2 separate regions of the Homo sapiens genome follow, and region 2 is linked to region 1. Evidence: read pairs that join two places in POLR2A ChIA-PET (ENCODE). Cell type or tissue: GM12878. All regions are shown on one strand. Each heading gives the region's core, and the rest is flanking DNA. Links, peaks and the distances in the headings are about the cores only.

Evidence for each region. ChIA-PET counts read pairs that join two places held together with the same protein. Peaks named below come from ENCODE experiments on the same cell type or tissue, not always from the same donor. Only the 100,000 strongest peaks of a DNase experiment are listed, where the experiment ranks them.
Region 2: POLR2A ChIA-PET joins it to region 1 with 19 read pairs; 1 of 35 experiments calls an interaction of 5 or more read pairs at or near these places.

Annotation. Positions count from the first base shown.
Region 1 is chr1:82,145,240-82,162,076 of GRCh38, forward strand. No RefSeq gene overlaps it. Among named protein-coding and RNA genes, the nearest start is that of ADGRL2, 350 kb to the left of the region's middle. In GM12878, for the core only: no CTCF peak of the experiment used is centred there; DNase peaks (open chromatin) are centred at 7,402 and 8,172; H3K27ac peaks cover 385 bases.
Region 2 is chr1:82,217,431-82,234,267 of GRCh38, forward strand. No RefSeq gene overlaps it. Among named protein-coding and RNA genes, the nearest start is that of ADGRL2, 420 kb to the left of the region's middle. In GM12878, for the core only: no CTCF peak of the experiment used is centred there; a DNase peak (open chromatin) is centred at 8,231.

The sequences.
Region 1 (16,837 bases), core at 3,955-11,954:
TACACATGATTTGTATTATTATTATACATGTCAATAAAGAAAACTATATGTGCCAAAATTTTACATGACAATAAAGAAAATTACAACACTGGTACAATTTTTAAACATGTTCAGAATAACCAAATGTGTTCTATCAACAAACACAGTTAATCAGCGTTTGGATGTTCTCAATTCTTTAGGTGATTCCAGCATCCGTTGATCAAACTCCAGGCCAAAAACTCCTTCAAGCCATGGGTCTGCCAGAAAGGAACTGGCAAAGGTTTCCCCACTTTGCTACAGCCTGGCTGGGGACCAGTGTGAAAATCTATATAGATGAACATACAAATAAATCTACCATCCATATTAAAAAGAGGGATCTATCATCAGCTTAATTTTGGTCCCTAGGTGATGCCTGTCTTAAACTTGTTATGATAATGTGGCTGGCGTTGAGGAGAATATTTGGCTAATGGTGCATTAAAATATAGTCACTCATATATTAAGAAGTTAAGGGAATATTATAATTATTGAGATAACTCAATAAGCATCTGTCTGGATTGGTACTAATGTGTGCTAGTGTGTGCACATGTAAGTTAAATATAAACAGATCCTTCATCCTCTAAAAGCTTTATAAGAGTGGCATATGCATGAACAGACTGACATACACAAATGCCAACACCAACCAAAGCAGTAAATTGAACCAAATATTTGCATGATGTACAATTGCTTGTACAATGCTTGAAAGATGAAATTTGAAACATGAAATTTGTCTATCAGAATATTTGCTCTTGAGAGAGAAATTATCTCATTAATTCCAGTTACTCATGGAAATTTTTTAATAAGATAGTCCTCCATAAAATATGTCTCTATATTTTAAGGGGCATCTGGATGATAGATGCTCAGTAAATTTTTGCAGAGGGAAGGAAAGAAAGATAAGTTACGTTTGGAAAGAAAGTCTCAGGTTTGTGTGGCGAGAAGATTTAGAACCTACAAAACGTAGACAATTTGATTGAGGGTTCTTGGAAAATATCTTTGTTAAACAAAACAGACAAAAAACAGGCAAATAAGTAGAACCTTAGAGAGAGGAGAGATGAAATGGAAATTTAATTATAGTTTAATGCTTCTCAGATTTTTATAACATTTTCCTGCTTATGTTTGGCAAACATAATAATGATTGATTAATTGTATCAGATGAAACGATAACAATAGAGCCGCTTGTCCTGTTTTTAAAGTTTTTTTGTTTGTTTGTTTGTTTGTTTCCCAACTTCTATTCCCACTTGTTGGGAAAGGTGGAACTCTTTTGCTCAGGATGGTATAAGACTGATGTGGAGACCTTTGGCTCTCTCTGTCTGATGTCATGACTATGGAAAAAACTATTGAAAAGGTTTTTCTGATACGAAGTGAGAACCATTAATTTTCTCTCATTAGATTTTGATGTGTAAGACCTTAGTTTCAAACCAGTGGGCTTCTGCACTGCCAGGTGGGGGTAGTGTGTGTTTCAGTAGGGCTGTGTTCAAAAGAAAGTGTGGCCAATCATAATGCCAGGGTTGTCTTGATTATGATGTTGAGATATTCAACCTGGCCAGACAATAAGGCCTACAGTGACAGCCCTACATTGTTTGGGCAGGGACCCTTCCAACCCTCCAGAAGCGGCATAGTCAGAAAAGAAGTGGAGAAAACCACCATAACTACTTTGAAGAAAAAAAGAAGGAAATCACAAAAGAAGCCCATGACCGGGGAATCTGATTACAAAGAAATGAATAAAAACCAAAATTCCCATTTCTCAAAGTGGGCATTTGAAAATCATACATTTTATGATCTGAGTTTTCCCTTTCTGCCAGCTAGTGGGTTTGGTTTTCAGTATTCTGAAAGGAACTGAAGTGTAGTAAGTGGCAAGCCATTCCCCACCCACAGAAGCATGCAACCTGCTCTAATAAAGATAGCAGGGTCTTTGGAATCAGGTCCAAGTTTAAATTCTAGCTTTGTTCTTTACCTGTTATGTGATTTTCGACAAGTTAGTTAACCTTTTGGAGTCTCACTGTCCTTTCCTGTAAAATGGAGATAATGGGATCTATTCAACAGGATTATTGCAAGGATTTGATGCTATAAAGTCACCTAGCATTACTGCCTGTGAAATGTTAGTTTTCCTGCTAATGAAGAAAGTGGGGAGTAAAGAGAACCTATTTCTGAGAGAGAACCCATTAAAAAGTTTCCATGCATTTTTGTAGTTTCAGTAATGTAGTGATGCTCAGTAATAAACCAAATCTGAAAATTTAGCCAAAGGATAGAATTATGATGTTGTACAAATATTTATCTAAAAGAATGTTACTTGTAGGTTTGTTCATAATGGAGAAAATTAGAAATCATCTACATGTTCAACATGGGATTGCTTAAACAGATTATAGCAAGTGTACTTGATATAATACTAAGCAGCCATTAAAAAAGTCTTGGAGCTGGATATGTAAAGTTATGGAAAATGTTTACAGTGTTGCACTGAAAAAAAAAAAAAAACTGCCAAATCGAGTTACTAGAGGATTCTGGTTTTAAAATAGAAAATTATGTAAGTATTATTAAAGCACATATTAAAACTTTGTCTCCTTGGGGTAATATTGTGGGTGATTTAGTTTATGTCTTTGGTTAATTTTGGTATTTCATGATTTTCAACAGTAGTCAGAATTAATTTTGTAATGGAAATGTACTTTAAAAATTATTCTTAGGATTACATTTTAATAGAACAATTGGTTGGTGACACAGTTTTCACAATCACAGGGTCAAAAGATAAAAAATAGTGGAATAAATATTAGATGAATTATTTTTCTGCATCTGTCTCAATAACACAGGTGAATCTGTATGGTTGATGATGCTTATCAATGTCTGGTTTATTTCTGATTTTTAGATACTTTAATGTTATTTCTATATTAATATTTTGTCTTTATATTATAGATTATGAGGGTGTGATATTTTATATTATATATATAAATTATTTATTTATTTTTATTTTTAGAGACAGGCTCTCACTCTATTGACCAGGCTAGAGAGCAATGGTGAAATCACAGGTCACTGCAGTCTTGAACTCTGGGCTCAAGAGAGCTTCCCACCTCAGCTTCCCCAGAAGCTAGGACTATAGATGCTTGCCACCACACCCAGCTAATTTTTAATTTTTTTGTAAAGACAGGGTCTCACTGTGTTGCCCAGGCTGGTCTCAAACTCCTGGCTTCAAGTGATCCTCCTGCCTTGGCCCCCAAAGTGCTGGGATTATTGGTGTGAGCCACTGCATTCGGGCTTTTATGTTTTAAAATATGATATAATATGATACCTTCAACAACCAGAAGCATTTTAGTTTATATTATAATTAGCTCCTTTAAAATGATCAAGATAAAAAGTTTAGGTAGAGCACTTGGTTTTCATCTGGTCGTTTTTATAGAGAGACGTTTTGGTTTTTGACTGAGCATGTTAAGACAATAGATATTGCTTTTAATTAGAAAACTAAATAAATGTTGAAATTTAATTCACTGAAAAATAATAGTGGTTTAAAAAATGCACTACTCTATGCATTCGTTTATTTATTATTTCACCAATTATGCCTTTCTTCTATTCAAATATAGTTGGAGTTTGAAATAAAAATGTGTAATATGGCATTTACAATATGGTTCTAAATATAATAAAATAATCTAGGAACAACAACGTTCCTACTGTTCTTCAGTCTCATTTTAGACTACACAAATCACAAATCTAAAAAAAAAAGAACTAGCTATGCATTTGCTTAAAATAGATTCCATAGATAGTTTATAATAGGCCTTTGTTGTAAGGAAAATAATCCAATCGTTCCATTAGGATAGTTAATAATTTTGGAGAATTTAGGGAATCAAATTTTATTTTAATGAAAGTTATAAGATCTCTGTTTAATTTGAATCTGGAGTTAGCTGATATATAGTATTTTTTTTTTTTTTTTTGGTATCACGAGGTTAATATGGCAGATACTTTGCCAAGACAAGTTGTCTTCACAAGCTTTTGCATCAACTATTTTTAGTTATTTATTTTCTAGGCAATCTCATGATTTATTTCTGCAAAATCACTTTTATTAATTATGAAGTAGATCTGATTTGTCCACTTGGGAGAGTAAAAATATATGAACCTTTTGAAATTCAGTACATTGATGTATGCCTTAAGAGTAAAGACAGTTAGGCTGGGCGCGGTGGCTCACGCCTGTAAACCCAGCACTTTGGGAGGCTGAGGCAGGTGCATCACCTGAGGTTGGGAGTTTGAGACCAGCCTGACCAATATGGAGAAACCCCATCTCTTCTAAAAATACAAAATTAGCCGGGTGTGATGGCACCTGCCTGTAATCCCGCCTGTAATCCCAGCTAGCTGGGAGGCTGAGGCAGGAGAATCGCTTGAACTTGGGAGGTGGAGGTTGTGGTGAGCCGAGATTGTGCCATTGCACTCCAGCCTGGGCAATAAGAGCGAAACTCTGTCTCAAAAAAAAAAAAAAAAAAAAAAAAAAAGTAAAGACGATTAGGGATTAAGAATGCACAGAATGTGAACGTAGCTTCCTATTGTCTTACCACATCATCCTTTGATAAAGGATACAAAAACAGAATTCCTGGGTGACGTAACTCTAAGACTGCAATTGACTTCAGTGGTCATAAATGTCTTGTGCTGATATCAGGTTTTAGTGAACTATTAAATATATTTTAAAATTTATTAAGTTCCTGCTTTATATCCACATAATATTGTATCATGTAATCCATTATATCATATAATGTGATCTCATACTATTAGATACTTACATATTTTCTATTAAGCATTTTTAATGACTGCATAATATTTCTGTGTTTGAATAAAGTATGATTTACTTAACCATTTATTATGTTTAATATTAAGGTTTTGTTGAACATTTTATTGACAAATATGATACTCTGATGAACACATTTAACCTCAGTCTTTGTCTATGTCTGATGATTGCTATGTCAGATTTTTAAATATGTATATAAATGTGTTTAAATACATTGTCAGGATCTAAATTGATTTCTTGCAATGAGGCATGACTAACATGAGTGCCATTGAGTGCCAGCCATATGTTAGCACTGTTCTAGGGGCAGGACATCATTTATACTGATGCCACTGAAATGGCTCTTGTCAAGGTCACTGTGAACCTATAAGTTGCAAAATCAAATGGTCAATTTTCATCTTTTTTTTTGATGGATTCATTAATGGCATTTGACACAATTACTTAACTATGAGGTTGGTGCAAAAGTAATTGCAGTTTTTGCTTGCAGTTTTTGGTATTACTTTTAATGCAAACACCGCAATTACCTTTGCACCAACCTAATAATTAAAGACATATTGTTTTCTTCATATCTGAGATACTGTTCTTTCTTGGTTCACCTTTCACTTAATTGACTGCTCTTTCTTTGCTTATCTTCATTTTCCTGACCTGCACATCTTAGAGTGACCCAAGCTCACCTCTCAAATTTCTCTTCTTTGTGGTAGTCACAACCTAGATGGTCTCTTGTCTACCCATAGCTTTACATTCCATCTGTTCCCTGATAAGAGCCAAATTTATTTATCAATCCCTGACTTTTCCCTAAACTCTGAAGTAAGAAGCACAACCATCAACATGGCCTTGCCCCTTAATATCTAATAGCCATTTCAAACTTAACATGTCCAGAACTGAACTATTGATTTTGTGCTCTCCTACTAGCAAAACAAACAAATAAATAAACCGGACTCTGAAGTTGTTCCCTTCCTCCTTCAATAAATGGCAACTCCAGTCACATAATTTCTCTGTTCAAAACCTTGGGGCCACCGTATCTTTTATTCAACAAATAATAAATGAGTGGCCCCAGGCTCTATGTAGGTGCTGGGGATCCATCGGGGGACATATACATACATACATAATCGTAATGGAGTTTACATTCTAGTGAACTTGATTTTTGTCTCTTTGTCTCCATCATTCCATCAGCAAATTCTGTTGATTCAGAATTCATAATATTCAAGTTTCATAATATATGTGAATCCGGCCACTTTCCATAATCTCTGCCGTTTTCCATCCAGTCAAGACATCATCTTTTTCTTGGACTGTTGCATTAGTCTTCTAACTGGTCTTCTTTGCTCCTGTCTTTGCTCTAGTAAAGTTTTTTTCAATACAACACTCAGAGTGATCCTTTTAAAACTGATGACAGATTATGTCACTCTTCAATTTAAAATCCTTCCCTGTAATAAAGAAAGAACAAAAGAAAGGAAGGAAGGAAGGAAGAAAGAAAGAAAGAAAGAAAGAAAGAAAGAAAGAAAGAAAGAAAGGAAGGAAGGAAGAAAGGAAGGAAGGAAGAAAGGAAGAAAGGAAGAAAGGAAGAAAGAAAGAAACATCCTTCCCAGTTAAAAATGAAACACAAAGTCCTTGCCATGAACTTCTAGACCTACAGTAGGAACTCAAGAGATATGAGGGTTGAAGGGCTGGATAAGAGAGTGAAAGGATGTAATTTACAGACCTATGTAGAGACCACCTGAAAAATAACAATTTCAAAGCCCAAATCAGGCTTATTATTATGGTTGTCTATGGTGGAGGTGGTGGATTGTACTAACAGAGCTCTGAATATTTGATTGAAAAATAGTCAATCAAGTTTTTGATATGAAGACCAATCTGGTTAGACATGGCCATGACTGCTCCAGGAAGAGGAAAGAATCCTAAACTCAATCTTTTCAATAGGAAGGAGATTGAGTTGACATAAAGGCTTTACTCTTAGCCTTTTACTATTCTCTTTTATGTGGCATTAAAGAGCTATAAATTCAGATACTCAAGTTATGATTCAATCTATCCATATAAAATTCTTGATTTATTTGAATCATATGTATCTATTGCCCAGTGGTTATGCATATCAGTCACTCTGCACCCACCTCATCTGTTATCGTTAACAGAAACTGGTTGACCAAGCTTGGCAAGGTACCCAGACTTTAATCCATAAGTGGAAACAAGGAAAAAAAATCAATTCTTTTTGGTTAACATGTGTGAAATTAAAACACTTCTAGTTTAAACACTGCCTGGGCTAAAAGAACTAAGTTTGCCTATCATTTAAAAAATAGAAACATTTGTTACAACTTTCCTGTTAATGTGTTGGTCAGTAGCAAATTTCACTTAGTGGAATGCAATATTAATTTTAGTAGCTAGCTCAGTGGCTTGCCTTACAAAGGGGCTATTTGCTGCTTTCTTTCTTTTAAAAAATGGGAGCAATTATTTGTGCTTATGAGAGCGATGGGAGCAACCACACACTAAAAATAGAAATTATGAAATTAGCCACAGGCAAATTACAGAGCAGGGACAAGTTCACGAACGTTTCCTCTGACTGGCCTGCTGCTGACCTCCCTCTTGAAGTGGACAGGCTATTTACTTGAATGGATGACATATTGGGGAACCTCCTTTACTAACCTGGTTCCGTGTCTCTCTAGCTCAAAATGCCAATTGAGGGCTTAGTTTGATGCTGCATTTTGGTTCCAGAGACAAATCTGTTAGAGCCATAGCTGAGAGTAGAAAATACATTATGTCAGAGCCACCTGTTAAATTTGAGCCATAACCTTTGGACTGGGTGACAGTTTTGTGGTTTTTAATTCTACTTTCATGTCTTTGAACTTTAAGCTGCTTCTGTGAAAAGTCACCCTTAATTGATATATTTAATGCAAGAAAATGTTTTGAATCAAAGTGTTCTTTGTTATTACTACCCAAAATACATATATCCATCCCCCAAACATAGTCAATTAAAAAAATCTGATTCATCTTTGGAGAAGAGAAAGAGAAAGAGAAAAAAAAAATATGTCAGTGGGGAAAGGCTCTAAACAAAATCACATTTAGTGATCAGATTCTCTGTTTTCTAGGCTGCTGTTGCCAAGACATCTGTGATTATTATCCTTTTTGTATCAGGTTGAATACACAGAAGCAAACAGAGCTTGTACTTAGCAAAATGAAATATAAGAATCGTTTGGGTGTAGGTGTAAAGGAAGTGATAGAGTTCAGAGGAACAGATGTTCTAAGAGTTATTAAAACTTTGCAAAATGAAATTTCATATCCTATCTCTAATTACTGCATTGCTCTTCTTGGAATCTGATGAGTCAAACCTGTTAAAATTCTTGAAGAGAGTGAAGGGAAATGGCATGGAAAGGCCAAAGCAACTTTCAGCCACTGACAACTTTCAACCTAAGACATGTTGACTCTCTCCAGCTAATCATCCACAAGGCCACAGCACTGCCCACATAAATGCCAGAAAAGAGCACTTTTAGCTGCATGTTTTGCATTTTTTAAGTATGTTATTAGAATTTCTCTCAAAACCCCCTGCTATATCACTGTGCTCAAAATAACTGCTCTTTGATTTGCTCAACTTTGTGTTTGCAATACTCTAAAACTCAGATTCCATTTTGTTTTGCAATGCCAAGTTATCTAAGCATGCATTTCTTTCCATACAAAATTAGGCTTTCTGCACTCACAGATTGGAAGCTAAAGGCTTCATATTTATTATCTTTAAGGTGCTGTGTTAATGAAAGAATTTTAATCATTGACATTGCTCTGTGAATTATGTATTACAAAAACCCCTGCTGGTGAGTTAGACAAAATTAACCTACTGTAAGGGGCATTAAAAAAAAATCACAGCTAATTAGTAAGCCAACAGGAACAAAGAGAATGTAAAACAAAGATGTTGAGAACAAGACATTGAGGTAGGAACTGCTGTCTTCTTTTCAGATGTGGCTCCTTCTTTCATGTGGGCTACATTTGTAATACTGCCTGCCATTGCTGGAATCTTCCTCCAATCTGATATGTTCCATTAGACTTGAGCATTTTTATGTTTTGTAATTAGTTTTCTAAGCTATAGTCTCTTCACTCTTTCAAACTGTGGAAATCCAAAGGCTCATAATAGAAAATGGAAGATATTTTTAAATGCTTTAAAATTATTTCCCAAGCGATATATATTAGAGACGTAAGGCAATTCACAAGGATTATAATGGGAAATGATTTCTATCGCTTTTTTTTTTCCCTTGAATCACTCTGTATGCTTATCATATATCCTGTATCCATTCCTGTATTTTAAAGGAGCAAAACTTTGTCCAGGCTCCCTTCCTGATGGAGTTCCATGTGGAGCGGACAAAGGCAGGCATGGGTTTAAATCACAGGCCACTTGCCTCCTTAGCATTTCCTCCAGCCGACATCCAAGGGCTATGCATCACTCTGCTGGTGCAGGGGCTGGGAGGAGACAATTGACCCTGAGAGGCTGCCAGAGAGGTGCTCATGCTGGTCCCCATTTGTTTATAATTGCTCTTTCTAAGTTATAGGTGGAGATAAAGCAACCAAAATGGGACAAGCAGAGGCAAGAGACGACAATAATGTCTCTCTCAATTTTTCCCTGCTCAACAGAGGCCCCAAGCATTAAAAAGGATAAGACAGTTCTTTGACCTTTTGTTTTCTTCTGCATGATTTCCTTTATTTTATTTTTTTTCATGTTAAATATTCTCCCTTACCTAACAATAACCAAGACTATTGTGTTTCTGATGAGAACCTGATTTGTTGGTTTTTAGAGAAAGACTCATTAATCTTTCCTCTTTCATCCTGCTAGCTTACTGTCAGAGTAACCTCCAACTCTTGGGTGATTTAAAATAAAAGCAAACTGAGTAATTTTTTACAAGTCTTGCCTTTTTTAGGCAAAAGAAAATGGTCAAAGAATCCATAGCAAGGAAAGGATTCATATTTTAGAAGGGACTTAAATCTCAGAAGGATACAGAAAGGCAGCAATAGGATGTGAGCACTTCATGTGGGAATTTGGGCCCCCGTCGCATTCAACTTTGAGTAGCAGGCATCTCTTTCATGTCATTCTTCACTGCTTTTGCTGGGCTTAGAGACCTTAAAGAATGTTCCATGTTTCAATTCAGATGAGTTTCTTTTTTATTACAAGATCAGTGAAAACAGGTTGGAATCCTGTAAAAAGTTTGAATGTTCTTGAGTCTAAGAGTTCTCTTCCCTTGCTTTCTACTTTCCTCACCATGATAAGAAGAGAAAGGCCCAGGAACCTACCTTTCTCTCCTACAGCCTCTCCACCACCATCTCTTGGAACCATTATGCTCCTGTTCCTATTAACGTCAGTCAACACAGGAGCCCCCAGGTCCCAGGTCTCCTTTTTTACCCTGTTTCTACCACACTCTAGTCCCCACAGAGCTTATCCATACCTTTCCTTCAAACACCTGACATCCTTCCAATGGGACTTCTGTTCCATTATAAGTAAAATATCCTGTATTCTTGACTTTATCTTTAAATATTCCCTGCATTGTTGCATTAGAATCGGAATCTAGTGCTCGTCTGGGACTTACATCCTGATATCCCTCTCGGGTGGTAATTTCTGTGGCCTCCCCACAGCTTCTGCCCACCAGCTGGAGGTGGAGTGGCTGCTCTGGCTTCTCTTGCCGCTTCCAGAGCAGTCTCTTTCCCCCACTCTAAGAAAACCCAAGCTTCATCTCAGTCTGTCAGCTGGCCCCATTGTTGCTGACATCTACTGATGTCTGGATGGTTTTCCTTCTTTGTTTGAGGACTTTTGCTCCTGGTTCATGGCCACTCTGTTCAGGATTACCTCTGACTTCATGACTTCATTCGTGGTAATTTCAATATGGCAGAGTTGATCTAACACCTGGCCCCTCAGTTCCTTGACCTTCTCTCTGCTAAGAATCCTTATGTTCCCCTTACTTTTGTCCCTTCTTTCTGAGATCACATGCTTAGAACTACATCCAATCATTATCAATCACAGCATCTCCCCAGAATCTGAATTTCCTGCCGCATGTTCTCTGAACACTGCTTCCTCTCCTAGATAGAGTTCCAGGCCTTTCTCTCTCTCTCTTTCTCTGTCTCTCTTTTCCCATCCTAAATGATCTTTAGGTACCACTGTGACATCTAATCTATTGGGAGGATTACTTTACACTTTCCTCACCAACCCAATGTTCTTGACAACCAAATATTATAATTATGCCTTGCAGACACCCTAACCCCACCCCACTCTTGCTCTGTGGTATTCACTTGAGAAAACCAAAATCTTGATTGTATCCAACTCTTTGCCTTCTTTACGCCTGAAACTAGACAGATGTATATGATTAGAAACAAACACAAAATCACATAGTATGATTTCATTTCATGCTCATAACCAAGAACAGAAAAGTAGGCTTTGCCTGCTGCTGAGTAGTAGTAGTATATGTTTTTAGTGCATTCACTCCCCTACTTTCCTGGGCAGTTTACAAATTCTCCTCTTCTGTTTAATCTCATGCATAATGTATTATAAAATATTAGACTCTTGGACAGTTTATTAATATACTATACTCTTTAAAGGTTTCCTGAGAGCTCCACCACCTTATAGCTGTGTGATCTTGGACAAGTTGTTTAACTTCTCTGTACTGCAACTTGCTCATCTATAAGATGAATATATTATACTTATATCATTGGATTTTTATAAGGGTTAATTGAAATAATATCTATAAAGTCCTGAGGATACCACTCGATACATAGTTGGGACCCAATATATATTAAATTATTACTACATTTACTTTTTTGAATCAGGAATTCCATTTTCCTGCTTCTATAAACTCCTACTCATCTTCAAAGCCCAGGAAATAAATTTTCCCTTCTAATGAATTTGTCCTGCCATGTATCTTACTATAGCATCCTGTGCAGGTCTATTGCAGAAGTCATTACATTGCATTGTAATTGTTTCTTATACATCTGGCTCCTCAGCTGTAGTATCTTGTCCTTGATAACCCTCCATATGTCTTGTTTAAAGTTGCCTCTTGGGTGGATCGCTTGAACCCAGGAGTTTGAGACCAGCCTGGGCAACATGGTGAAACCCTGTCTTTACAAAAAAATACAAAAGTTAAAATGGCATGGTGGTGCATGCCTGTAATCCCAGCTACCCAGGAGGCTGAGAGGTGAGAGGATGTCCTGAGCCTGAGAAGTTGAGGCTGCAATGAGCCATGATTATGCTACTGCACTCAAGCCTGGGCAACAGAGTGAGACCTTGTCTTAAAAAAAAAAGAAGAAAAAAGGCAAGGTGTGGTGGCTCATTCCTATAATCTCAGAATTTTGGGAGGCCAAGGTGGGTGGATCACTTGAGGTCTGGAGACCAAGGCCAGCCCGACCAACATGGTGAAATCCCGTCTTTACTAAATATACATATATATATATATGTGTGTGTGTGTGTGTGTGTGTTTGTGTATATATATATGTGTGTGTATATATATAAATTAGCCAGGCATGGTGGCGCATGCCTGTAGTCCCAGCTACTCAGGAGGTTGAGGCAGGAAAATCATTTTAACCCGGGAGACAGAGGTTGCAGTAAGCCAAGATGTGGCCACTGCACTCCAGCCTGGGCAACAGTGCGAGACTCCGTCTCAAGAAGAATAAATAAATAAAAAATAAATAAAAATAAAGTTGCCTCTGAATCATTTAGCTTAGTGACTGACAAAAAAATATGCTAGTGGTGTGAATAAAATAGTTAATAAGTTAGTATTTTTGGTAAAATGTGATACCTCTCATGTTTAGAAAAATTGCCAAAAATTATTCTCAAATAACAAATTACTTTTGTTAAGAATTACTTGAAAACAAAGACAATGGTAGAATTTGAATACTGCTTAATGTCCATACATATAAAAATTACATCTAATTAGTCCAGATAGTTTAATGGATATTATCAGTTGTATATGTAGCCCATTATCAGGGCTGACGCTAGACCTAGGATCTTAAACACCACCCCAGATATGGTTTGGCTCTGTGTCCCCACCCAAATCTTATGTTGAATTGTAATCCCCATGTGTCAGGGGAGGGACCTGGTGGGAGGTGATTGGATCATGAGGACAGGATTTCCCCATGCTATTCTTATAGTAGTAAGTGAGTTCTCACGAGATCTGATCATTTAAAAGTGTGGCACTTTCCCTCACTCTCTCTGTCTCTCTCCTGCTTTGCCATGGTAAGACATGCTTGCTTCTTCTTCCACCACAATTGTAAGTTTCCTGAGGCCTCCCCAGACTGTGGAACTGTGAGTCAATTAAACCTCTTTTCTTTATAAATTACCCAGTCTCAGGTAGTTCTTTATAGCAGTGTGAGAATGAACTACTACAACCTCACTTTCCATCACAAGGCCCTGTCAGACTAGCCCAGTCTTAGGTCTGTGTGCGTTGAGATGCCTTTCAGAGTTCATGGTTTATTCTGCCATGGATTTGACAGAAAAATGTATGAATTGCTTCCCCACATAAGCTCAACTTCAGACTTCAGTGTGAAAGGCTTCCATCTATCTGCCCCTTGGGGGGTTCTATGGTACTCTTTCCTTGAAAAACTCACTTTCACAGTTGCCCAGGATCATAAGATGCTGGAAAATTAAAGATTTGATTTGAGACTGGCTGGGAAAAGGACTATCTTGCTGCTATTGTTTTTGATGCATTTGTCCTACAAATTTTTATCTTTACCTCTTCAAGAAGATTACTTAACAGAAAACATATAAGCAGATATTATTGTATGGATTTTACTGGTGAAATGTGAAAAATGAGGAGTAGGTTGCTTATCCTCGTGTAAAAGTGAGCCATCCTCAGGTCTGGGAATCGTTCTACAGCCTTAACACACTTTCCCTTGCTGTTTGAGTTTCCATTACTGGGGCTTGACTCATATAAGAAAGAGCTACTATTTCAAGTTTATGTTTGGACATATCACTTTTCTAAGAGAAGGTGGGAGAACAATGAACAAACTGTCTGTGGATGTTGTCGCTACTTATGAACAGTTTTGCTGAGGGCATTACAAGGTGCGAAGAACTGTCAGCTGAAAAAAGATCTATTGGTTCTCTGGCTTTCTAGCATCTGGGAAAGAACCGAGAGGCCAGTTGAAACCTCATACGATCCAAAATTATGTTGGATTATTCATGGTTAGCTCATTCCCCCTCCTTTTTTGAGTGGAGAACTCCTACAGGGGCCTTTCCCCACTCTCTCTCTACATTCAGCCTAATGGGTCATCTAAAACTCTCTTAGGGCACTTCCTCAAGAATTACACAAAGAAATATTATGCATGTAAAAATGCTAGAAGGGAACCATACAAATATCTGCATTCATTTTGTAACTTAAATATCCAGAGAAAGCCTCTTTATAGATTTGAGTCTTCAGGTAAGGCTGATTGTTGTCCTTACGGTTGATTAGTTAATCTGTTATAAAATAGTAAAAACAGGCAAAGTACAAGGAATTATTTAACAAGGCAGTCCTTTGGTACTTGTAGACTACTATCTTCTTCCTTGGAACTGCAGTATCTGTGCAATGAACTACAGGATAACAAAAGATCCTTAACAACAGAAATCCAGGGCTGTGAAGCACAGACCTCAGGCCAGTTGTCTTTCTACTAATAATGAGAATAATATTATTAGTAGCCATCATTAACTACCAACTGATTTCTAAGTGCCAGCTGCTGTGCTAAACAATTAAATACACATATTTATCTTGTTTTATACTTCTAAGAACCCTGTGAGCTTGTTCTATTATTACCACTTTACAGAAGTGGCAATTAAAACTCACAGAGGTGGCCAGGTACGTTGGCTCACGCCTGTAATCCCAGCCCTTTGGGAGGCTGAGGCAGGCGGATCCCGAGGTCAGGAGTTTGAGACCAGCCTGGCTAACATGGTGAAACTTCGTCTCTACTAAAGTTACAAAAAATTAGCCGAGCATGGTGGCGAGCGCCTGTAATCCCAGCTACTCGGGAGGCTGAGGCAGGAGAACCGCATGAATCCGGGAGGAGGAGGTTGCAGTGAGCTGAGATTGCACCACTGCACTCCAGCCTGGGCGACAGGGTGAGACTCTGTCTCAAAAAAACAAACAAAAACAACCACAAAAAAAAAAAAAACCCAAAAAACAAACTTCACCGAGGCTCTTGCCGTGGGCTGGCAAGGATCACTTGCTAAACTCACTCAGAAAGTAAGGAAGTGGGATGACTCAAAAGCCTGTGTTTACTTCATCCTCTTTTATTCCTACTTCTCAAATCTGCAGATTACAAATCTTTCCCCAAAGCTACACGTTAGATGTGCTTCACAGCCAAGAAATAGACTTGGAAAGCCCAAATAACAGGTACAGTCATGATTACGTCAGTTTTAAAGTCAGCAAACATTTGAACTGAACAAGTAAGTATGGATTGCATTCTAATCCCAAGCTCAGTAATATGTTAAACTCTAGATGAGAATAAGTGCTTGCAGTTGAAGAAGCTTGAGCTTCTCAGTCCTCTGCCGAAGAGCAAAGAATTCAGCCCCCTTACCATCTCCCACCACCCACAAGCATGTTTTCTGTCACCAAAGTCCTAAGCATTCATTTGGGTAGGGAGATTATGTGCTCCAGTTTGCCCTGGGTAGTAGTGGGTTATACCCATTGTTCTAGTGTATTCTTAATAAGCACCCACTAGCACTCTCAAAAGTGTCCTGGTTTGGACATTAACTGGTAATGAACTTTCCCCATGCATTATCTTGTCCCTGGAAAACCGTTTGGGAAGGAGCATGAGAAAAATAAGAGAGAAACTAAAAAAGTTTCTTCAACACATGGAGTCACTGGACAGTCTACACTCTGAATCCTCTTCCACCCCCTTGATATGTTATCCTGGGGGTTGGCTTTTTTAGCTGGTAAGTGTGTGGGCCACAGGAAATTGTGTACTTTTTGGCTTTCAAGCTCTGTTGGGGAGAGATATTTCTTAAGGTGAGGTCTTTTGATTACATGAATTTCAAGGCACAGTTTCTGATGAACCACTCAGGCCTCAAAATCAATGCCAAACCCCTTTCTGAATTGAAACTTTGGTAGCATCTGTGCTCTTAGAAACAAGCAAGCAACTAGACATTCCACCACTTCTGCACAGCAGCTGACACCACAGCTGGGAGCACGCATCCTGCCTTGGCCTCCTGTGCTGGGCACTGGTGTCAGATGGAAACAGTTGTGGGGCTTTCTAGGCACCTTCCTCCTTCCCTTCCCCAGTTTTAAAACCCTGAGAGAGTCTGAAGGGAATGAACAACTTATTTGTCAATTTTAATGAGCACGGGATTTTCATATATAAAAATGACCGAATGAATTAAAATTTAATTTAGTTTGTGAAATTCAAAAATAGCTGTGGTGCTACCGGAATGCCACCTTTACTGGAGGCTTTAGGTTGAAATATCAGGATTCTGTTTGCAGTCTGGGTGAATGTTTTGAACTGTAACTAAGTCACCTCTGTGACTGTCTTAATGTGTTTTCATAAAGCCTGGCAAAATTATATAAATAAAACATCTTCAGATTTTCATCTTTGCTCAGCTGTGTTGCAAAGGGGTCATTGGCCCCCACTGCAAGCGCTATGGAAAAACACAGCTTAGCTGACAAATTAGTGGTATTTGGTGCTAATATTACTAATTCACCATTTGGAAGCGTTGCTCACTGGGAAAAAATAACATGTTCTATAAGACACAGGAGAAACTAGGGAGATAGTTAATGGGTGTTGGCTCCTCTGCACATCTCACTCACAATCCTCTTCAAACGGCTGCTGACTTCCTGCCAATAGACATGGAAGTAATTGTCAACAAGATTTATTGTTACTTTCACATTTACACAGTGAGAGAGGAGAGGTTGAAAGAGTTCTGTGAAGTTCAGTACCGACTTCTACTGAACCATAGCAACGCACCCTGATTATCGCTAATGTGTGCTACAGAAAGGATTTTGCATCATTTGAGGCTTTAAAGTCATTCTTCTTGTCAGGAGCAAATTCCCCCACCGTCCTCAGTAATTTTTCCTAAGATCAATGAGCTGAGTGTCGGTTTGTTTTTTTCCACAGCGAAACGGTTGTTTTGCACGTGGTGAAGCAGAATTCTTC
Region 2 (16,837 bases), core at 4,849-12,848, 73 kb after region 1:
AAAATTAACCTGGGTAATGAATACTCTGTCTACAAAAAAGCTAAATGGCAGTGATTTTTGGAAAGGATTAAATGAATAAAGACTTGAAAAAAAAGTGTACAGAATAATGTAAATGCCAGCATCAGACATGCTGGCTTCCTTGGTTTAACATTACCTAAGCTATTTTAGGACACAGTTACCTGTCTTTAATGATTACAAATCTTCTTTCATCTCCAGAGTGAGATCAAAAAGAAATTATATCTGTTTTTCTTCATTGTCTAAAAGGTATAAACATAATCTATATGATAAACATGTGGCAAGCAACTGGAACATAAATAATTCAGGAATGTTGAACAGGGGATACACTACAAAATGCCATTCCCCACATCCCACCTCACCCTTGCCCCTCTCCATCTGCACTATCCAAAGCCAGCCTGACATACACTGAGGAGGCATGTTCAATGTGAAATTTAAGAAACTCCTCAAATTCTGTTATAACTCAAGAGTAAAACAAAACAAAATAAAACAAAAAACTTGTTGTTTCATTTGTAAAATACTATATTCCCTATTTAAGAGACAAGTTTACCCCCTCTTCTAGGGAAACAATTTTGAAATTCAGATAAAACTGAATTTGGAGAGGATTTCTCTCTCCTTACTTACATCCTACTTCATAGACTTTCTGTGAGTCATCTTGTTTCAAGGTTTTATAAAAAAATATACTTGGTATTATACCAAAAAACATTTGTCCTTGAGATTCTTCTAATATGTTGCATTTGGATTCAGTGAAAGAGTTTATGTTCATAACTTTTGCTATCTTATGGAATTTTGTTTGTGGCCTGTCTTACGGCAATTTGGGGATGAGAAGGGAAATGAGAATTGATATTGTATTTTCAATTTCTGTTAATTGTCATCAGCCTCAGTCCTTCCCTCTGCTATATCCTCATCCATATTATCTTCTCCTTTTATGGCATTTGTATATGATCACACTTTGCTTCACAGCCCAAAAGTAATTGTGTGAAGGAAAAGAAAAAAAAATGCCATTACAGAACAACTATTGGTTTTGTGGCCAAACTTGTCTTCAGTTCTTGATGCAGAAAATACAGATTGTAGCAATTCTAGTTTTGCCATACATTCAATAGCTAATCACATTACTATTTTATGTTATAGATATGCCTACTTTACCTGATAGAAATGACTTTTTAATTCTTAATTTGGATACATATTTTAAACAGTGAAAAGAAAATATTGAAAAGACTTAGAAGCTTATAATATGGTAATATCTTATATGCATGCAGCCTTCCCTCTGTGTTGGTATTGGTAAGCAGATACTAACAATAACACTCAGAGAAGTTTATTATCCAATTTTGTGTGCATTCAATAGGATTATGAGGCTTTGATCATACAAATGCAAAAGAGATTTGGCAGTAACAGGAAGTAACATAGTTCTAGAAGCACAATTTCTATTTTATTAATCTGAGAGAGAAATACTTTTTCCAAATTGCTACACAGCTTGAAGGATCTGCTTAGCTCTCTCTGTTTATTCCTTGCACCACTAACCTCAGAATGTTGGTGGTTTACATAAATTCACAATCCTATGAAATCTGGGGGGCTGGAAATCTTTGGATGCTATCCACAGGACTAAGTTGGAGCCAATAAAATGTTTAGCTTTCTTTGTGGGTGGTCTCTGTTAGCCTTGGTTAGTGACCTGTGTAAGTTAGAAGCAATGAGAAAGACTCCAGAGATTTATTTAAGGTAAATAATTTTAGTATCTCACAAATTTACTGGGACTGTCTCTAATACGACTTTGAAATCCACGCTGAAATTCTCCTTCTATATGAGAAGCTCTTAAAATGAGATGGCTCAGTTACCTCAGCAACTATCTCCCTTGAAAGGACCCATCCAATTTTTAATCCTACATGACTTGAGTGCAGTGGGTGGCCAGGTTCCAGAGCTATGACCATTACAAAAAGGCGAAGGTCTGGAACTCCTCCACAGAGTGCACTATCCCAGAGCCTGCACTGCCTCTTTCAGGATGTGCCACCTTTATACAAAATACCCTGAGGATTACAGCATCTGGATGAGCCTCTGATTATCATCTGCTGTGTTCCAGTCACCGCATCTCCTTATTGAGGCAGTTGGCATCACCTCATGGTCCTCCTCTCCACCATGACTCCTATCTGTGTCCAGGTTGTATCTCACTCAATTCTGAGTTGACAGAAAATATTGCCAATCATAGTGTTCTTTTTTATTTGTATTTTTTTGAGATGGAGTCTCACTGTGTTGCCCAGGTTGGATTGCTGTGGTGCAATCTTGGCTCACTACAACCTCCGCCTACCAGGTTCAAGTGATTCTCCTGCCTCAGTCTCCCCAGTAGCTGGGATTACAAGCATATGACACCACGTCCATCTAATTTTTGTATTTTTTTTTTTTTAGTAGAGATGGGGTTTCACCCTGTTGGCCAGGCTGGTCACAAATTCCTAGCCTCAAGTAATCTGCCTGCCTCGGCCTCCCAACGTGCTGGGATTACAGGCATGGGCCACTGCACCCGGCCTGTAGTGTTCTTGTTCCATAACTATTTTATTGGGCTGATATCAGCAGGAGACTTCCATGAATTAAACTGAATCTCAAGTTTCAAGCCTTGATAATTGGGTTAGTCATGGTACCATGGGTAGAAATAGAGACTTTGTTGGGGTGGAAGGCTCTAGTAGAGTGGAGTGAGAAATTGTCAGCTCAGTTATTGGATGTGAGGTAAATGTAAACATCCCACTTGAAAGGTCCCTTAGAAATTAAAAATGTAAAATTGGAAATTTCTGAAAAGTTGTGCACTTTGGATAGTGATCTGGAAGTTGCCTGATTAGTTGTCACCTCACAACAACAGCAGTAAAGGAAAAAATTCCATATTTCTTGCTCAGTCATATGTTCTTTTATACATGTTCTCCCGTTTAATCCTCTTAACAACCAAAAGGGAGGATATTTATTCTTCCCATTTCACAGATTAGGAAACTAAAGCTTAAGGAATCTACGGATATAACTTAAGACACCTCATTGGAAAGTTGTAGAAGAAACAGAGTCCAAGGGACATAATAAGACAGGTTTAGTATAAGCAGTCATTCAACAAATGCTTAATGGTTAATTGATTTAACAGTGTCACAAAAACACAGAGAAAAGAGAATTCAAGGTGGCTTTTGATGCCAAATGCCATGTGTTCCAGGGAGGAAGAAGAAGAAATAGACTGAGAGGAAATAGTTTGGTATTCCCAGGTCACTTGTTGGTGATCCTGGAAAATGCAAGGCTCAGTAGGGTGAAAAGGATGGAAGTTAATCACATGACACAGGAAAACCACAGCTTGGAGAAATATGGTAGTGAGTGGATGGAGAGCTTGAAGGGGCAAGAGATTTACATGAGGATTTGCCTTAAATTTGTTTTGTATTTTGTACTAGTTGATACAGGCTAGGCAGCTCAGGTGGAATCCCACTGGGTACCATAAGAATGTGGCCCTTTCAAGTAGTCACTGCAGGAGGGTGACATAAGGCAGTCTGTATCGTGCAGCCGCTCAGCATGCTAGTGGCTTTTGGATTGCCAAGGCAGCAGAAGAGAGATTGCAGGGAACTCAAACACACTCCTAACCATGTCAGACCAGAGCGTCTCTTAAGCTCACAGCCCATTGGCCGAGAGTCAATGGCCCTAACCTTCCTTCAAAGGGAGGCTAGAAAATGCGGGTGCACCTGGGCAATATTTGGTGAGCGCTACTCTCTCTGCTGCATAAGTGAACTAAGTCATTTTGCTTGCTGAGATCTTGAAGCTGTATTATATGCATTGGACTTTACAACTGGACTTAGACTGTTGTAAGCCAGAGGATCATGGAGGGATTGACAATTCTCATGCAGAAGTTTCTCTGAATTAGGTTGTTCTTGCCCTCTTTGCAATGATGCCTTTGACTTCATAACAAATTAAGACTAGGCATGGTCATTTTTGGAAAATTTTTACACAGAGAATGTAAAGTAACATTTGGCAGCTTCGTAGATGCTTTTGGAGATGGAGTCTCACTTTGTTGGCATAGGATGACCAGCTTGCTGGCCTGGGTAGAGATAAGCTAAATGTAACAGGGAGAAGAAAAATTGAAAATAATAAATGGATCAGCAAGACTGGCTTCTTCTGGAGACTCTGGGATTGAAGCCTTACACTCTACCTCCCTTTGTTACCATTTATAGGTTTGCCAAGACCGCATCCATTGTGCATCAAGGTTAGCCTTCATTCAGCCAGCCTGAGGTGCAGAGCATGGGGTGGGTCGGGGAGGGCCAGCCGTGTACTTCTAACTTCCACTCTGCCAGCTGGTAGCAACCTGTACTGTTTTTCCTGTCTGGAGATTCCACACCCAGATTTTTCTAGCATATGATACGTGTAATGGTTGCTATCCCTAACTCTCCCCAGGTCTCAGAACACCATCAACCATCCTGAACAAAGCCCTGGAAGCTGCAATAAAAAGGTTTTAAAACCTCAGAAAGGAAAGCCTGAGGGAGTACCACACAGTCAAGGCAAATTAGCATCACCCAGTGGAAAAGAAAGGCTCTCCCTTCCATAAAACGATATTCATCAGCGTGCCTCTTGAGGCATCAAAGATTTCCCGAGGCCCTGTGGACTAACGAGTTAGGCCCCATTTTAAGACAAATGATCTGATATAATATGGTGATCCATGGGCATCATTCAGCAGAGAAAACAACGATACGCTCTCAGAAAACAAAACACAAACTCCTGTAGGCAAAAAAGAGGAAAATGTGAATGAAAGCCATATATCAATAACCTTATTGCTCATGGAAGATAGTAACTTTTCTCTCTCTCTCCCCCTCCTTTCAACTCCTCCCTTCTCTCTCTGAGTCTCCCCTCTTCCCTCCCTTTCAATCTCTCTCCCTCCTTTGGTGTTGGAGTCCAATGATTCTCATGTAGAAACCCAGTATGTCAAGTGAGATTGTACTTTCTCTGGCATCCTAGCAGGGGGCAGGGTGGTCTGGAAGGTAGGCAATGCGATATCTCTGGGCTGGGGCCCTCCCTGCCCTCCTCTTTGCACCAACTGAAGCAGCTTTGCAGGAGTCTAGGACTCCAGAGAGCTAGGTGTGAAAATCACTGATCCAGGGCCAAGGAGGCTAGTATTAAAGGGCTGCAATCATGCATTCATAATTTTGTACTCAGATAAAAAGAAATCCTGAGTTTATAGCTACAATTCTGGATTTCCTCCTGCCCATCAATTCCAAATCCTTGATGTCTAGGTTTCTGTGTGATCTTACTTCTCCCTGCATTTCTAATATTACCCAGCTCCATTCTGCTCCTCATTTTCTATGTGTCAGAGTCTCATCCATGCTACTTTCTCTGCCTGCAATCCCTCTCTTTGTGCTTATCTGGGTAACTCCTACCTGTCCTTTAGGTGTCTGCTTAGTGTCATTTATAGAGAACTTCACTAAAATTTGAAATGTAGTTTAGGCCTTGTTTTATATTCTCCAAACATATTCTTCCTTCATAATACTTTGTAATGATTTCAATTATATAATTATTAGTGGGATTATCTGCTTAATATCCAGCTCCTCTTATTAGACTCTAAACTCTATCTGGAAAGTTTGTATATATCTTAATGATCACTTTGTAACAAGCAACTAACCAAATGAATAGAAAACCATGGGAGATCAATAAAGATTTATTACATGAATAAAAGTCAAAACCAGAAGCCTTCCCACTAACTTCTCCTTAAGATCAAATAAAAAGGTTGCATTTCTAATATGCTAGTATATGTTTCCAGTTTAAATCTCATAGACATTGGATTGATGATCCAACAATCAGATGTTTTCTTGGCATAAATAATGGCCTCATGTATTTGGGATTTATTTATTTATTTATTTATTTATTTATTTGGGGAAAAGAAAGAGAGGTCAGATTGTTACTGTGTCTATGTAGAAAGAAGTAGACATAAGAGACTCCATTTTGTTCTGTTGAACTAGTAGTCTGATTTCTACGAATGTTTAAAAAATTTAAAGTATAGAGTGCTAGATTAAGTTGCATCTGAGGAGTGGAACACTCCTTACAGAGACACAGTAACAGTCTGATCTCTGTTTCTTTTCCCCACAATTTATTTATTTATTTTATTTATTTGTTTTTGGAGACAGGGTCTTGCTGTGTCACCCAGGCTGATGGAGTGTGGTGGCATTGTCATAGCTCACTGTAACCTCAAACTCCTGAGCTCAAACAGTCCTCCTACCTTAACCTCTCAAGTAGGTGGGACTATAGGCATGTGCCACAATGCCAGGCTATTTTTTTTTCCTTCATTTTTTTATGGAGACGGGGTCTCATTATGCTGCCCAGGCTGGTCTTGCACTCCTGGCCTCAAGCGATTCTCCTGCCTCAGCCCTTCAAAGAGCTGAAATTACAGGTGTAAGTTATAGCACCCAGCCCATGGTCTTGGGTGGTTGGATGATGCTTTTTATTAAAATGCTTTCCCTTGCATGGTAGCATTTAATCTTCACACAAGCCCTGTGAGGAATCTAATTCAGTTATCATTATCTTGTGCATGAGAAAACAATAAATCAGTGGAGAAGTTGTATGTTGGTTTAGCTTCTAAAGCTGAAGCTTCTAGTTCTGTCAGTCCGGTGATAAAGATAGAATAGGATGCACAATCCTAGCCCAGGGGTAGTTATTATTTTGTTGATTATGTACATAGGAGTATCCAAACTTAGAATCTACTCTATGAGCAGTCCAGGAAAATCAAATCTATACTATATCTCCATTGAAGTCAGTACCATTGTCTTATGTCTTCACTTTAGGTTCTGGCTTATCTAACTGAGTGAATGGAAACTCCTCAAGAGGGTTTCTGGATATACAGTCAGATTGTCAGTTTATATACATCTTTATTTTACAGAAGTATGTTATCCTCTCATCACAAATCTAAACACGACTATTCAAAACTGGCTTTTTGCTAAACAAGAGGCAGTAACAATCAGGACATCCTGTTAAAACAGACACATCCCAAATGATAGGACAGAAATAAGAATGAAATGCCTTCTATGAATCTACTCTGGTGAATGTAATTTCAGTAACCAAAAGGGTTACAAAGTGAAAAATATTCAGGGGAAGCTTTGTTAAAGGAAGTAGTAATGGGATATGGGAGCATGTTATTCTCAGTTTGTGGGCATGAACCCAGACTTAATTACTGGTAACCAAAAATCTATTACATTTGGAAATTTTAGAAGCTCTGATGGAATAATTTAGGATGGAATGCTTCTGTTTAGTGGATCACTGTGCACTGACACTTTTATTTTTTAAATGATTTTTTCATGTGCATATGTTTTCTTTTTTTCTTTTTTTGAGATGGCGTCCCACTCACTCTGTCACTCAGGTTGGAGGGCAGTGGCGAACTCTCGGCTCACTGCAACAACCTCCACCTCCAGGGTCCAAGCAATTCTCCTGCCTCAGCCTCTCCCGTAGTTGGGATTACAGGTACGTGCCACAAAGACCAGCTAATTTTTGTATTTTTAGTAGAGGCAGGTTTCACCATTTTGGCCAGGCTGGTCTGGAACTCCTGACCTCAAGCGATCTACCTGCCTCAGCCTCCAAAAGTGCTGGGATTACAGGCAAGAGCCACCATGCCCAGTCTCATGTGTATATATTTTCTTTGGACTCCTTTTACTTTTTGCTGAACAGGTACTTCTCATGACTTCATCTTCTTAAGATGTTTCATGCTAAAGATAATCTGTTTGCAGTCCATTGAAACTTCACTTTAAGACTATTTGCCTCTGAAAATACTTTCATAATTAAAGCAAATCCTTTTGGATCCCACCCAAGAGAATTTAATTTCTGAGATAGCAATTTACTTCTTATTCCACTGCAGTCTTATCTGAAAAAGGTCCCCAAGTCTTGGGACTCTGAAGACAGCTTTGTGAAAAACTGCCACTGAATTCTCATAGTGTTCTAGAAAGACTGTGTGGCACAAGATAGAGCTCATTTTGGTTCTTTGCTATCCCTGGGCCATCCCACAAAATATTTATTGTTATGTGGGCAAAGGGTGTATTCTGTCAAAGGAGAGGTCAGAAAGAGAACTGGGAGAAAATTAAGGCAAGGCCAAGATGAGAGCTGTTGGCACTGGCTTTGCCACACCATCCACAATGCACACTTTCTGTTTTAGTTGGAGGGCATTGAGCAGTCTCTACTATATTAATGGCTCTGGGCCAAGTAAAGAAGGAAATGAGTCAAAATTATATGAGGCAATACGTTGGAGAAGTAATGTGTGTATTTCCAGGCCCAGCTGATTCTGAAAAATCACCACTGAAATTGGTGGTTTTACTGGTAATGTTCTAAAATAGACCAAGAGTGATAGGGCCACAGAGGCTCAACTTTATTGATCTCTAGAAATAGAGCATCTGGATTAAGCTTAAGGCATACTAGTGGAATTTGGGGAAGTTTTTAACACCTTAAATGACACTGCCTCTGCTGCACCTGTTCATTGGTGAAATAGAGGACTTCATTTAGGAAAACAAGCACCTTCCACGAGCACTCAATTTGCTTGTTTGAAAAAGTAATTGGAGAAAAACAAAGAGATTCTTGTTCAGTCTGAAATTCAGAAGAAACTCTTGCCAACTTTATGAATAATGAGAGTTCCCCTTTCCATGTCGAAATTACTGGCCCTGTTGCTGATATCCATAAATTAAGCAGTTGGGTTGTTGGTTTTTTTGTTTTTCCTTTTTGCAATTAAGCATGCAGTGCTCACAATGCACAATAGGTCCCCTAGAAGTGTGTCTAATCTTTCTACTCCTGTTTAAAAAAAAAAAAAACCTGGATACAGGATCTTAAACAAAGAGTCAGTTGCAGTACATCTGTACAGAGCTGGAGAGTTGAGTCCCAAGAGGATTTACATTGGGAAAATCCCCAAAGCAATAGAAGAGACAAGCACAAACATGTCCACACTCCAAATAGTGAGGCAGAAACTGCTCCCAGGCCAACATGTTGTTTCAAAGGACTGGAAGGCTTTTGTTTAGTAAAACATAATTCAAATAGCGGTGTTCACCATATAACAGTTTGCTGATAATGATTATTTCAATAAAGAGTGAATGTGTAAAGTTATTTTCTAATGTAATATGCCAATTTAAAATGCCCACACGGCACATGTATACATATGTAACAAACCTGCATGTTGTGCATATGTACCCTAGAACTTAGAGTATAATAAAAAATATATATAAAAAAATAAAATGCCCACATTCTTGCTATCGTGGTGTCATGATTTGAAGATAAGATCAAGCAGTAGAAAGTTGACGTCCCCCTCCAGTGAACTCTCAAAATAGACCTTTAACCGAAGCTGTGAGACTCTGGCTCCTTTCTGATAATGACAGACCTTAATCACCGTAGTAGTTTTAAAAATTTTAGGGTAGCAAGCACCACCAATATCTTTGTTCAGGTCTAACTACTTATTTAGAAGAGAAGTTTTCTGCAGTCGGAGTCATTCACCCTGGGAGTTGTGGCACTCTTTGGTTCACCTTCACCCCAGCATGACAGAGCAGGCGGCAACCTGGAACATTCACTGGGGGATGGAGTTTGGCTGTGTTTATAAGCAACACCTGTGTTTATCTGTGACTCGAGGTGCCAGATACCCCTTGGTCAAAAATAGCAAAGCTTCCACCAATATGCTAGTCATTTCTGATGACGGCTTATAGTATTGTTTTGTTTTCCAAAGAATCCTTTTTTCTCCATCTTTCTACATTTATTTTGATTTGAATAGAATTAGGAATGTTTAGAATCAGTAATTCTAGGGCTGAATTTCTAAACCTAAGTGAAAGAAATAACAATTTAAAAATGATAATCCTCTTAATGTATTACAGAGAAAGACTCCTTTCTTCTTTATCCTTATTTTTTCTTTCTTTCTTCCCCCACATCCCCTGCCACAAAGCAATCATGCCCATGCTTTTGGGGACATAACAGCTCTCACCCATCTTGAGAAACAGAAACATTGAAATGTGTCACTATTGTGATTTCAGTTCATGGTTTACTTTGGACCTTGAGCTCATTAGGGAAACATTTGACATCTCAACTCCAATTATTTAGTAGTCACCAAGCTGCAAAGGCCACACATAACTGCCTGCAACTGGTTATAATTGGAGAGGATCTGAAGAACGATAGCAGAGAACTGCATTTCTCTTAATCTCCAAAGACAACAGTACCTCAGGTCATGGTTCCTTTCCAAAGTATACTGAAAGGCTGGAAAACAATAGAAGTCCTTTCAGATTAGAAGCAACCAAAACATTTCTGCAGATTGGAAATATTATAAAGTCATCCCAGGAAAGTCTTATAGACCTACATGTGTTTCTCTCTCTCTCACTTGCTCTAACTTTGTGTATAAAAGCATTCTTAGTTTTTTTCTGGAAAGATTCATTTAGTGAATAGCTGCCTGGTTCTTCCTCCCCTTTGTTCTTCTCTGTCTTCCTTGTCCATAACCCAGTCTTAATTCCAAGTCAGCCTGCCAAGGCATTTCATTGCCAAAGGAAAATATTTGTTTCACAAGAGCTCTGTTTGTGAAAAGAAACCACTTCCTCATGTATAATATTTCCTTGAAAACGATTTTTCTCTTATAGTGTTTTGTAGTTGAATCTTCCTGGAGGCTTTATTTTACAAACACCTTCTTTGCTTTCATGGAGGAATCTTCGTGGTTTCTATGGGTTTGAGGAAGAGGGTAGAGTTTATTTAAAGACAATTAGTTTTTCATTTTAAATATCAATTCCTAAAAAAATTAAAAAGCTATTCACAACTAATTATTTTGTACTTCTTTCTCTCTCTGCCTTTTTTCTTCCAGTATAGATGCACTTCCTTTTCTTTTAACACTATAACTTAAGAATGTCCTTTTTTATTTTTTTGAAAGGAAAGTGTAAGGAACTCATGTACCTCTCACTCTACTTCCACAGTTACCCCCATTTGACCACTGTTGTTTAATCTCCTCATTGTTAAACCATGAGAATATTATAATGTAATAGCTATAACACCATTTACATAACTCATCTTCTATTGTTGGATATCAGATTATTTCTAATTTTGCAATATTAGGACAAAGGCTGTCAATTTTATTACATGCTTTGCACCCTCACATTTATGTTGATTTCCTTGAGGCCAAAGACTATTTTATATACTCTTGACATGTATCGCTAAATTACTTTCCAAAAGCCTTGTGCCAGTTTATACTCCCAATCACAATTTTATTTTATGTAATTAAAAAGTTATAGGTTAAAGACTATTTCTCTTTGGTTTATTTGATATTTCTTTTATTAATAAAAACTCTGAACAGCTTTCCTTAGTTTCCATTGCAGTTGAACTTTTTTGTTTTGGTGGTAAGTTTTTTGCTCATCTACCTATTGGGTCCTTAGTATTTTTCAAGTTGTATATATGACATCTCTGGTTAATAAGGGTATTAACCATTTGAGAGTGGTAGATTTTAAAGGACAAAACTATACAAAATGCTTACTTGTTTAGTGAAGAGCTAATATTAAGACATTTTCAGTCTGTAAAGAATTGACTTGTCATGGTTTGATCAGACCTGCGAAGACACGGTAGGTGATTTCATGGCCTCAGTCATGTTCTTAGACGAAATATTGTTTAAGATCATTGACAGATCCTTTTTTTGTTGACATTGGGAGGTAGATGTATGAGAAAATTAATTGATTGGTTATCAATCAATCAATCTATTGAGATACATTTATGAAGGACTTAAGATAAAAATGCCTGTGAGAAAACTTAGTTTTAATTATTTTACTCCTGTACATATAATTTTAAAGAGATATTGCCATTAACGAACAAACTTAGAGAAAACTGTATTGAGAAATTTAACCCACCAAATTTGGAATTGTTGTTAAAATGCATTTTAAATAATGAGTTTTCCAAATAACTACTCTTTATTTTTTCATATTCTTTTTAAATATAGAGTGGACCAGGAGGAGTTTTCAGAGGAGTCTGTGATAGGCGCTTTGTGACTCCAGGACACGTTGAGGTATGAGCTATGCTATTATGCCTGGAACCAGTCCTGGATCTGTCCTTGATATTTAGGTGATTGTTTGCCCACAAATATGCAATTTTTGTTTATAAATGAAAAATATATCTTTAGCTGCGACTTCTGCCTCATTTTGCCCCTGACTCTAAGAAAGAAGAACAACAAATAGAACTTGAAGGAAGAAAAGGTGACAGAAAATGTACTCTGAAATTGTACGTGTGGTTGGCACCATGAGGGGTTGCCCTGTAAGTCTGAAAAGGCTAGTGTTATTGTGCAGAGGTGTGGCTGTGCTGAGGACAAGCTATTGCATATGCTGTGGAATGTGAAAATCTGTCTGACAATGCTGTGTGCATTAATGTATTCAATGGCCACTTCCATCAGCTTTGAGAAGAACCAGGCCCAATAAATTCAAATGTATATTTTAAAAGTACCAAGACTATAAACACTACTAGCCTTTCCCTTCTCCATCCTGAAATATCAAATATACCTGTTCTTCTTCTGCATGATCTGGTTCATCAAGACTTGCTAGATGATTATAGTTAATTGGTTAAACAGAATTGTAGAATGATATTAATGGCTTATAATTACCTAATGCGATACACCCCCATCTTCACACAATAACATAGCAGTTTTAACAAAAGTCTTTGATGCCAAACTATGGCCCCTGGTGGAAATCTGTGAAGCAACGATTTCCTCATTATTAACCAATCAATCAATCTATCTATTGAGATAAATTTGTGAATGACTTAAGCTAAAAATGCCTGTGAAAAACTTAGTTTTAACTCTTTTACTCCAGTACACATAATTTTAAAAAGACATTGCCATTAGTTTACATTAAAATGGAAATAGTTATTCTCTCTTTAATTCCAGGCTAGTTTTCTTTCTACAGGAAAAGTAGATTTTTTATTGAAGTGGAAAAAATTCTGCCCTATCTAACAATGTAATCTAGGCATCACATTCTCAGAGCCTCAGTTTACCTATCTGTAGAAAAGTATCAATGGTACCTTTAATTGAGGATTGTTTGAGAGTTAATAAAGACAGTATGGGTGATTAAACTCATCTACAATTTAATAGGCTACTGTGACATAATTGATGATCAAGCTGGAATGTGAGAATTGCAATTTAGAAAAGAACAAGAATTGAGAAATTCTGACACATTCATTTTTTTTCACTATTTGTTTGTTAGAAACAGTTATATTAAAGGTGATTAAAAACCATAAGGCTAGTTTTGTTAAATATACTTGGTTGATGACCTCTAAAAGGAACATTTGCTTAGTTCAAATAATTGGAAGAATAAGCTTTTAGGGGGCTGCATTACTTGTATTCTATTCATTGAAATATGGTGGAGTGACTTCTAGTATCTGCGTGTCAGGAGAACCGATGTATTAACAAATTCCAGGGGCAGCTGTGAAGACGAAAGCTGTCAGTAACTTCTCATTAAATTCCAAGCTTCGGCCTAGCATGGAGAATGTGCTAGTCTCTGTGATGGATGATCTTTTTCAAATGCTGCATGGAAATGGCTTTCTATTGTGAGTGGTTAATCTTACTGAATTCAAATCAAGACTTTCTCAGAATTTTGTTGTATATCCTTTTAGTTTTGAAATCTGGGATATTTAAGACTCAATTTTTTTATTTTTATTTTTGAAAGTGTTCTTTTTGATTGGAACAATAATTGTACATATTTAAGGGGTACAACGTGTTGTTTTGATACTTGTATACATTGAGTAATGAGCAAATCAAGGTAATTAGCATATCTATCACATTAAACATTTATCATTTCTTTGTGGTGAAATCATTCAAAATCCTCTCTTCTAGCTATTTTGAAGTGTATCATACATTATTGTTAACATGCAGGATAGTCATCCTACAGTGCAACAGAACACCAGAACTTGTTCTTCCTATTTAATTGTAACATAATAGCCACTGACCAACCTGTTCACATCTGTCCATTCCCCCCTACCCTCCACAGCCTCTAGTAGCTACTACTCTACCCTCACTTTCTATGTGATCAACGTTTTTATTTTCCTCATATGAGTTAGAGCAAGAGATATTTGTCGTTCTGTGCCTGTCTTATTCGCTTAGTATAATGCCCTCCAGGTTCATACATGTCACAAATGACAGGATTTTATTCTTTTTTATGGCTGAGTAGTATTTCATTGTATATATATATATCACATTTTCTTTATGTATTTATCTGTTGATAGACACAGATAGTTGATTCCATATCTTGGCTATTGTGAATAGTTCTTCAATAAACATGGGAGGGCAGATGTCTCTTTAACATACTGATTTCATTTCCTTTGGATATACACCCAGTAGTGAGATTGCTGGATCATATGGTAGTTTTATTTTCAATTTTTTGAGGAATCTCTATAATGATTTTCACAGTGGCTATACTAATTTACATTGTCACTGACAGTGGGTTTCCTTTTGTCCACATTCACATCAAGACTTTTCATCTTTTGTGTTTTTGGTAATAGCCATTTTAACTGGAGGGTGGTGGTATCTCATTGGGGTTTAATCTGCATTTCTCTGATGACTAGTGATGTTGAGTATTTATTCATAAACGTATTGGTCATGTGTATGTCTTCTTTTAATAAGTGTCTATTCAGGTTTGTTGACCATTTTTTAATTAGGTTGTTTTTGTGATTGAGGTGTTTGAGCTCCTTATGTATTTTGGATATTAGCCCCTTGTCAGATGTATAGTTTGCAAATACGTTCTTCCATTCTGTAGGTTGTCTCTTTTCTCTGTTGATAATTTCCTTTGCTGTGCAGAAATTTCTTAGTTTGATATAGTCCTATTTGTTTATTTTTGCTTTTGTTGCTTGTGCTTTTGAGGTCGTATCCAAAAAAAATCTTTGCCCAGACCAAGGTCATGAACATTTCCCCCTGTTTTATTCCAGTAGTTTTATTGTTTAGAGTTTAGGTCTTTAACCTATTTTGACTTGATTTTTGTAAGTGGTGAAAGATAAAGGTCTAATTTCATATTTCTGCATGTGAACATCTAGTTTTCCCAAAACCATTTATTGAATAGACTGTTTTCCCTAATGTGTGTTCTTGGCACCTTTGCTAATAATCATTTGGCTGTATGCAAATTTATTTCTGGACTCTCTATTCTGTTCCATCGGTCTATATATCTGCTTTTATGCCAGTATGATGTTGTTTTGGTTGTTATAGATTTGTATATATTTTGAAGTCAGGTAACGTGATTCTTCATTCTTTTTTTTCAAGACTCCTTTGGTTTTCCAGATCTTTTATGGTTTCATACACATTTTAGGATTGTTTTTTCTATTTTTGTGAAGAATGTCACTGGTATTTTTATAGAGATTGCTTTGAATTTGTAGATCACTTTGGGTAGTATAGTTAGTATTCGATTTTTAAAAATCATACCCAAGGCCATTCAGTGGCTAAATTTTATCACTGAAAGTGAAAGTTTTTGCACTGAAATCTGTTGTGTCCAAAGCCCCCAGTCTTTAACCACTATGATTTTCTACCCATCACTAAATTTCATTACTTTTGGGGTCATCTCTAGTAAGTCTTATCATTTTATCCATCTACTTTAGGCCAATATTATCCATAATACTATTACTATTATGGAAGGAGGTGTTTTTATATGATGGTATTGTCTCATTTTGCAAAAAAAAATATTAATGTGATTTAAGATGAGGTCTCACTACCAGATCATTGAATCTATTTTGAGGACAGAAATATTTTTTATCAACATTTGAAATAATGCATAAAATGAGTAGAAAGTTAATTAGCATTTATTTCACTTTACATGATCATTGTAGGTGTGCACCTCTTTAGCCGTTTTGGTTAACTTTGGCATTAAAACAATCTCTGAGAAAAGTTTGACCTTTCAGAGAGATGGTCGTCTTTCAAAATTGCATCAGTGGGATATTCTCAGGTAGGATTATGCAGGAGTTCTTCTGTTATGGCAATGCTTTAATGAATGTAAAACCTTTCAGATGCTGGATGACTTGCTGTGTCTGATTCTCTTCACCAGGTTGACAGAGTCAGGATTTTTGCCTTTTAATGAAATGAGTTATCTCTTGGGTCCTTTGAAACCTAATTGGCAGAAGGGCTGGGTACAACCCTGATAGGGAGTGCCTTTCATAGAAGGATTTTTTTTTTCCAGCCTTAAAAGCTAAAAAGAAGCTTTGTGCCAAAAACCTTTATGATGTGCAGTTTTCTATCACTAAAATGACCCCGTGTTTTAATTCAACAGGTTTTAAACACACATTTCTTAGAAGCTAAGAAGGGACATTTCAGAGTTTATTGGGACCTTTCAGAATTATGAAAATATCCAGCCCTAAATGCTAAAAACAAGCTTTGTGCCAAAAAGCTTTATTATGTCTTGATTTTTTTTTAATTTTTAATTTTTATTATAAGTTCCAGGGTATATGTGCGGGATGTACAGGTTTGTTACATAGATAAACGTGTGCCATGGTGGTTTGCTGCACCTATCAACCAATCACCTAGATATTAAGCCCAGCATGCATTAGCTATTTTCCCTAATGCTCTCCCTCCCCACCCAATCCCCTGACAGGCCCCAGTGTGTGTTGTTCCCCTCCCTTTGTCCATGTGCTTTCATTGTTCAGCTCCTGCTTATAAGTGAGAACATGCAGTATTTGGTTTTCTGTTCCTGCATTAGTTTGCTGAGGATAATGGCTTCCAGCTCAACCCATGTCCTTGAAAATGACATGATCGTGTTCCTTTTTATGGCTGCATAGTATTCTATGGTGTATATGTACTACATTTTCTTTATCCGCTCTTATCATTGATGGGCATTTAGGTTGATTCCATGTTTTTGCTATTGTGAATAGTGCTGTAATGAACACACAAGTGCAT